Regions from separate parts of the Homo sapiens genome. Here region 1 is linked to region 2. Evidence: read pairs that join two places in POLR2A ChIA-PET (ENCODE). Cell type or tissue: CD4-positive, alpha-beta T cell. All regions are shown on one strand. Region 1 has its middle 9.5 kb from the start of MIR29B2CHG. Region 2 overlaps CD34 (CD34 molecule).

Evidence for each region. Peaks named below come from ENCODE experiments on the same cell type or tissue, not always from the same donor. Only the 100,000 strongest peaks of a DNase experiment are listed, where the experiment ranks them.
Region 1: POLR2A ChIA-PET joins it to region 2 with 7 read pairs; 4 of 35 experiments call an interaction of 5 or more read pairs at or near these places.

The regions. Positions count from the first base shown.
Region 1 is chr1:207,830,170-207,834,169 of GRCh38, forward strand. No RefSeq gene overlaps it. Among named protein-coding and RNA genes, the nearest start is that of MIR29B2CHG, 9.5 kb to the left of the region's middle. In CD4-positive, alpha-beta T cell, no CTCF peak of the experiment used is centred here; a DNase peak (open chromatin) is centred at 1,872; H3K27ac peaks cover 3,201 bases.
Region 2 is chr1:207,899,475-207,903,474 of GRCh38, forward strand. It overlaps CD34 (CD34 molecule), which reads right to left. Exons shown (of 8, transcript NM_001025109.2): 2 at 347-529. Among named protein-coding and RNA genes, the nearest start is that of CD34, 9.6 kb to the right of the region's middle. In CD4-positive, alpha-beta T cell, no CTCF peak of the experiment used is centred here; no DNase peak of the experiment used is centred here.

The sequences.
Region 1 (4,000 bases), 69 kb before region 2:
GAAGTAATGCAGCACAAGGCCCAACACAGAATAAGTGCTCAATTAATCCCAGCTATCACTATGATGATGAGAATGACAACAATGGTGACATAAAGATTTTGCATTTGGTATAAGAAAAAGCCTACCAACACCTCAAAAGACTTAGAATACCTAGCATTCTCAGATCTTCCATCCAAGTACTAACCAGACACAACCATACCTAGCTTCATATTGACGAGATAAGTAGACAAGATCAAGTGTGTTCAAGTGGTAGGCCCAAGACAGATAAGGAGCTTAGAGAAAAAAAGGTTGCAGAAGCCAAGTAAAAGCTAAATTACTGGGATAGTTCAACACCTGGTAAGGAAGAGATGAATTTCTAACATCAAGCAACTTCAAGAAGAAACAAAAATACAGAAATCTAAGTATATATAATCACAAAAAGTATGAGAATGTGCTCGATGTTGGGGTGGGGACAGAAATGGTACTCATAGAGTAGAAGTCTGATGGCATTCATGGGGAAAAGGCTCCTAAGGAGCAGTGCCATTAATAGTTGCAGACCAACAGCAGTGATCATGGTGTGGTCAGACCTCAGCCATGAAGACCACACTGTGCCAGTCTCCTGGAGGAACTACCCCAGAGCCACTGAGGAGCTTTCCCCCAACCCAAGAGACCATGACACTTCCACCCATGTCACTGAGCTGAAGCGAAACAAGGCCCAGCAGTGACAACGAACACTCCAAGGACACAATGCAGTGCCAGGTGCCAAGTGAAAATCCGAGAGGCAAGGGCTGGGGACAGCCTGTGCTGGAGGGTAGGTTCTGGCAGAGGTGAAATGCAGACACACACTCAGAATGCCGCCACAGACAGGGAGCCGGAGCCAGGCGGCAGAGAGTGAGTGACCTGGCAGACGCTGGCCAAGAACACAGGGCTCCCCGACCCTCAGGGTAAAGGAAGACAAGCAAAGGCCAAGTTGAGTGCTGAATTCACAGCACAAATGGAAGTGAACCCCAGCACCAACAGGGACTCCCGTGTGAAATACGCCCAAGGGCTGCACAGAGAGGGGCATGTTTGCATGGGGGAAGGTCAGGCCTGCAACAGCAGATATTGTGACTAGGATGCTCTGTTTGTAAGTAGATGCTTTTTCCTGGACAGACACAGTCAGTCTGTCTCTCAGGCCAGAAATCCAGGCTCCAAAATGTCCTGCCCAAGCTGGCTCCCATCACCTCTTGGGAAAGTGAAACAGGCCAAAACATCTATCTTGTCTTAGGCCGCTAATCATTAAATCTAAGCTCCCACCCCAGAGGGCTCACAACTCAGCCATAAGCAAAACCCAGACTGGCAATAGCACTGGCACCTGCTATCCTGACTATGGGCTGGGGCTGAGTGAATGTGGCCACTCTGCTAACCACTGGTCACAGCTCCTGCTGCCTAAAATACAGGAGGACAAAGTCTTCTTGGGACTGAGGGAGTAACCCAATGTGCCTCTTGGCTGGCTGCTCAAAATCTTGGCCCTGCCAATGGATGGAAATAATTTCCAGAGAGACAGAGTGTGGTTGGGCCATGTGAGAGGGACTTGAGGAGAACATTACTCCATTCCTCAACAGCGGAACCTGTAGCCTGTGCCAGGCCAGACATGGCCGGGATTGAGGGGTCTTGGCCAGACTCCCTCCAGGCACAGGTTGGTGCCCTCAGACGCTGCTGCTGCTCTTGTGGGCAGGAGGAGATGTCTCTAGGGTAGGAAGAACCTAGGCCTCTGATGATTTATGGGTCTGTGCTGACCTCTGTGTGACCACATGGGTTTAGCACCATGTGACTTAAAAATGGAGTCGCTTTCCTGCCTCACAACAAACTTCTGCTCTACTTAACTGAGTCAGATCTAGACAGCAGGAATCATAAACACAAGTGGGGCAGGGGATTCCCCAAACACTTCTGACTTGAACTTTCATTTCCATACTGCCTTATCCCCCAAGCAGGGGCACGTCCGTACCTGCAGCCTAGGACAGAGGAGAAAAGAGACCAGGGCCATTATGCATGGCCTGGGTGCAGGTCCGAGCTTTCAGCAAAGTGCCAGCTTTGCCAGGAGCAGGGACAAAACTTCCAGGGCCGAGACTCTCATTCAGGGGTGGGAGAGGAGCTGGGGACTGTCTAAAACATAACAGTTAATATTTGGGATACGTTTTCATAATGTGAAACCATACCAAAAGTAAAGTTCCACAAAACCTTTGATGATGTGAATACTTCCTCTGCACTGGGAGGGGATGTTGACCAGAATCTTTGGGGGTGGGAGGCAGTCCTGTGGTTGATTTATTTACTGAAGGTAGGTGTTGGAATTACACTCTTTTAGAGGGTTCAGCTCTCTGAAACCCCCTGGGACCACTGGACAGCCATTATTCTCAGGCTAGGATTTGACATAGGCCTCCGAGGCCAATGTTCTTTCTCCAAAAGCAGCACAGCAACAACAGCTCTGCCTTAAAAGACAGAAGATTACACTTAGAAGATTTCTCCAACGCCACATACTTTGGAGGTGAGAGGAGTACCCCATCACTCTCCCTCTGAAAACTTCAAAACCTTCAGAGGCCAGGGTGAATATTTAGAAAGCAGGCGGGTCCAACAGAAAGAACGGCCATTGATCTATTCCAAAAAAATAATGTGTTTGGGGCCCATGTGTCAGGTACAGCGCGAGGCACTTTTTAAGGAGCTCCACCCTTGGCTGGCAGGAACTCCCTCGGTCAGCAGAGGCTGGTAAACTAAGAAAGCAAGATGCTAGGAGGACAGCTGGCTCCTTAATCCCACCCTGGCCCCCCAAACAAGACAGCTCAAGTCTTGCCGGCCCTGGAGGCCCAGGCACTTGGACATCACTTGCTCTATGCCTTTCTTGGGAGGCAGAGCTTAGTGGGGGTTGAGGAGAGATCTACAGGCTGAGTGCGCTCATGACACAATCAAGAAGTTTCTGGGGCCAGGTGCGGTGGCTCACGCCTGTAATTCCAGCACTTTGGGAGGCCAAAAGAAGCCAAGGCGGGCAAATCACTTGAGGCCAGGAGTTTAAGACCAGCCTGGCTGACATGGTGAAACCCCATCTCTACTAAAATTACAAAAGTTATCTGAGCATGGTGGCACATGCCTGTAATCCCAGCTACTTGGGAGGTTGAGTCATGAGAATCGCTTGAGCCTGGGAGGTGGAGGTTGCAGTGAGCCAAGATTGTGCCATTGTACTCCAGCCTGGGTAACAGAGCGAGACTCTGTCTCAAAAAATATATATATAAGTTTCTGGGTAGGCTGACATGAAAAAATTACCACTGGAGCTTCTGAGAGCCCTAAATCACCATAAGGGTAGAGGAAGGAAGACAGGAGGAACTGAGATGCTGAGATAAGCTGGGATGTCCCAGCCCACTTCCCTAGAGAGGCCCTTTCCTAACAGCCAGCGGGAGAACCCTGTTCACGGAGCCCTATCACTGACCTCGAGGGCAGCACCAGCATCCACAGTCAGGTCATCCCGAGAGTCGTAACCACTGTTCCTGCCCCAAACCCAATGACCCTCTCAACCCCATCCAAATAGCCCAGGATGAGCCACAAGACAGGGCCTTAGAACCCTGGGGGTGTAAGACACCCTGAATGTCATCTGGCCTCACCTTCCACTGAGACAAGAAGATTCCGCCTTGGGTTAGAGTCCAAGGTGTGGGATCTTGGGTGAGTTATTCCATGTCTTGCCTAAATTCTCTCATCTATAAAGTAGGGCTGATAAGCTCATCATACCTCTTCACAGTGTTGCTGTGAAGATTAGAGTCTATTTGAGTAAAGCACTCAGCAACAGTGCCTGGTACCCAACAAGTATTCAGTAAGGAAAGTTATGGCTACTGTTTTCATTATTAGCACCCCTGCATGGTGGACATTCGCTCATGTGTAAACACTACAGGGCCCACGGAAGGAGCTGGAGACCTGACAGGGTCACCCATCTTCTCTCCCTCACATCCTTCACAGCCCATAAAGCAAGACAGGAATCCAGCTCCCAACACCAACGTCT
Region 2 (4,000 bases):
AGTTTGGACCTGTACCCACCTTCTTTCCTTTAGAAGAGATCGGAGATCTCTATTGAGTCTTCTGATCCTTATTTTATCACTAAGCTAGACTCAGCATGAGAGAAGGGGTATGGAGGCATTACTGATCAGGATCAGCTCCCAAGACATGGGCCTGAGAAAACTGTCACTGAAGGAAGAATTATCTAGAACTTACTTCAGGGCACCCTAAGCATGATACTCAAGTCATTAATACTAGGGACTTGTATAATTTCCTCTGTGGAGAGGGGAGCGGTCTGAAAACATCCTAAATGCTTTACCCAAGCATCACCAGCATCTCTCCGGGATCTGACACAAATGCTGTTTTTACCTGTGATGTTTGTTGTGGCCTCATTGCCATGTTGAGACACAGGGTGCAGGCTGGTACTTCCAAGGGTACTAGGTGTTGTAGTTTCTTGGTAGGATACATTTGTAGAAACATTTGAAAATGTTCCCTGGGTAGGTAACTCTGGGGTAGCAGTACCGTTGTTGTCAAGACTCATGAACCCAGAAGCTATAGGGAAACGAGGAGGAAGAATCAGAACCTAAAGATATCAGCCTGGTGATATCACCTGATGCAATTTCCTGACTTCAGGTAGAATTCGTCTAGAACATTCCCTGCTGCCCCTTGTTGGCAGCAACAAGAACATACTCCTGGACAGTGGATTAATTTCCCACTACCAAATTTGCCCTGAGGACATAGGGAAGGAAAGATTTATATGCATACAAATGTCTCATACAGTATTATTTATAGGAGGGAAACGTGAACAACTAAATGAATTATGATAGGATAAGTGATATATGCACTTAATATACCATAATCATTATATAATCATATAAACAAACATTAGAAAGAAAAAAATTATAAAAACTGTAGCAACGTGGAACTATGAGGTGATGTTCATAGTATGTTTAGTTACATACTAAAATATAAAATTACACCTGCATAAATATTGCAAAGATCTAATGTGTGCAAAAGGTCATGCTTCTTTTTTCTTTTCACTGTATCCTCTTTTTTGGTCACTCTCCATCCAGTATACTAACTCTTGGAATAATCACTAGACTCACTGTCTCTATGCGATCCCCTTAAAAATCTATACTTCTCAGACTTCCCATTCCCATACTCCCCTCATCCTTTTGCTCATGGCCTTCAAACCCATTCGCCTTTCCTTTTCTTCTTTTAGCATGCTCTGACCTAGGAATTCAGCTAATGAACCAGGGAACACAAGGTCTGGTTTCTCATCAATGTAGTGGGAAGGTAGACAAGCTTTGTTCTGGCTCTTCCAATAACTAACCATGTAATTTAATGCATGTATGTATCTCAGCTCTCTTACCTCTTAAGTAAGGGTCTTTTCTGGCTACCTTACATGGATTGCTGGGATAAACAATGAGATAACAAATGCTAAGTTATTATAGTATTATAGTATAATGTTTTGGATCTCATTTTTCTCTGAAGATCTTCATGAGTGTCTTTGCACATCTCTTCTGTATATCCTGGGATACATACTTTTTTTTTTTTTTTTTTAAGACAGGGTCTTGCTCTGTCATCACAGCACCCAGGCTAGAATGCAGTGGTGAGATCATAGCTCACTGTAACCTTAAGCTCCTGGCCTCAAGTGATCCTCCTGTCTTGGCCTCCCAAAGCTCTGGGATTACAGATGTTACTCACCATTCCCAGTCAGTATCCTCATTAGACACAGGAAGGAGAAGCTTCTTGACTGAACCCTATGCCTCAAAGAGCCCACACCCTGTCCTGCTTCCTGTGAGGACCAATCAGGATGTACCCTCTCTTCTAGGTCATACTGTGGGGACCAGAAGTCCTAGCACTTCTTGATCAAATGGCACTTTGCTCACATCCACGATGGGCCGCTTCTCCCAGTCCATCCTGCTAAGGGGAACTGCAGCACAAGGGTGTACACCCCCAAGGCCCAGTGGTGGCCAAATGATGACTGCTTGCAGGGAGAAGAGTTAGTGCTTAGTGCTTAAGCCTGTGGGTGGGGTGTCCCAGGCACACATGCAATTGCCTTGCAATGTGAGCCAGAGTCATGGGTAGAAAGTAGATGAAGGGAAGTGGGCTGGGGCCAGGAGCCATCTCTTCCTGCTAAGCTGCACTGTGGCAGTGAATTCCAAGAATCTGAGCATCCCAAATTGAAACTTGGCCTTCCAGGTGATCACGAAGATATGTTTGTCAAGGTAAGAGGATAGAAGATATTTTATTAGTTAGTTGGCCTGACTTACAACCTTGAAATGTTTAGAAATATAGTATGTAGGCCTCTGTTGTACTCTTGCCTTGGGCCTTGTAAATGTTAAGGGTGAACTTGGTATCCAGAGTTCATAAAGGCAGTTGCATCTTCAAGGAAGAGCCTCTGAGGGTCCCAGGCCACCCTAAAGCTTGTCTCTAAATTTTCCTGATTGGGATCTAGATCTGTACTTTTCAGCGATTTCCAGGTAAACAGCAAGGTAGAATGACATCTCTTGTTTCCCTCAGGATCAAGAGGGAAGTTAGACTTTTGGCTTCACGGCCATCAACCTGGGGCCAAGAACGGTTTCCCTAAAGGTGATGACAAGGGTTTCACTCTCTCATATCTGCTTCCTTCCACAACCTGCTGCAAGCAGATTGCTATTAATGGTGACTGCAGCAATCGTGTCTTACTGTTATGTGTCAGGTAAGCAGTGGGGAGAAGGAATATCACTATCTCTGTCTTAGAGATGAAGAGCCTGAATCACCAAGGTGCTGCCCAAAAGGAAGGCCATAGTTCATGAAGGGAAGCAGCAATGGAACACTGACGTTTAGCTGACTCTTGAGTAGATGCAACAAGGAGGTTAGGCTGGGTCTAAACTGCCAAAAAATCGGAATTTATTCCCCACATCTCTGTAGAGAAAAGGATGGGCTCCCATCTGGCTTAAACAGGAGGTGGGTTGATCAAAATAAATTGATGCAGAAGCCAATCCAGGCTTCTTTCCTGTTTAGATGGGACCCTCTCACCACTCTGACTTTAAGGTCAGATTCATCTGAATTCATCCAAGGGGGCAGTATTCAGACACTGAATTAAAGGATCACCTTCTCAAGACACCATTCCAAGACTCCTCTTCTTGCCTGCTCTCTTCCTCTTCGCCCCCAGCATACTGATTACTGGGGACCCCATCTGGTCCACCCTGGCCCAGCCCTTTTCTCTCTCCAGAGGAAGCTGGGCCTGACTGAGATGATGTCATGCTTTTGAATCCCCTCCCCCGAAGGGCCTCCTTCACCTAGACAAACACTTTTGAACTTTTCCAGATGTGGAGTGAGACCTGCTGCTAGTTCTGAGGACAGAGGTGCCTGTTCCAGAAGAGCAAAGCAACTCTGGACCCAAGCCAGCTACTGACCCACTGGGGCCAGGCTCGCAGCTGCAGCAGCCCCTCCACCCACCACCAGGCCGAGCGCTGTGGAATGAGTAGCAGGATCCACCTGCAAATGAGAAAGGGACCCCAACTTCAGAGTCAGGGCTCTGACCCCAGGGTGAGCAGAGCACCCTCTGAGACACCAGGGGGACAGGACAAGTGGGAGGGCAGAAAGACCAAACTGAGTGACTGGAAATGCCTGAGCTGGTGCAGAGCAAGGGGACACCTTAGCCAGGGGCCTGGAGCCAATCCTGGCATAAACACTGCGGCACAGCAGGGAGAGTGCATCTTTTAGGTTCACAGTCTCTAGAGCCCTGGAGGAATGACATTTATGAGAGTCAAGACTGACCACAGATCTCTTTTTATCCTGTCTTCCCACACACATCCATGGCATTAAACCATCAAACACTGACCTTTCTTTATCTGACCTTCTGACTCCCAACTCTGTAGGGGAGTAGCAGGAGCCTACCAGTCAGTGAGAGCTTGTCACATCCTAAGAGACAATTGATGAAACCTCCACTCTTTTTCATTCTAGATGGGAGGAACGGTCCCTACCCACAAGGCTACAAGAATTATAGTACAATTTAAAGTTGAATAAAAAGCT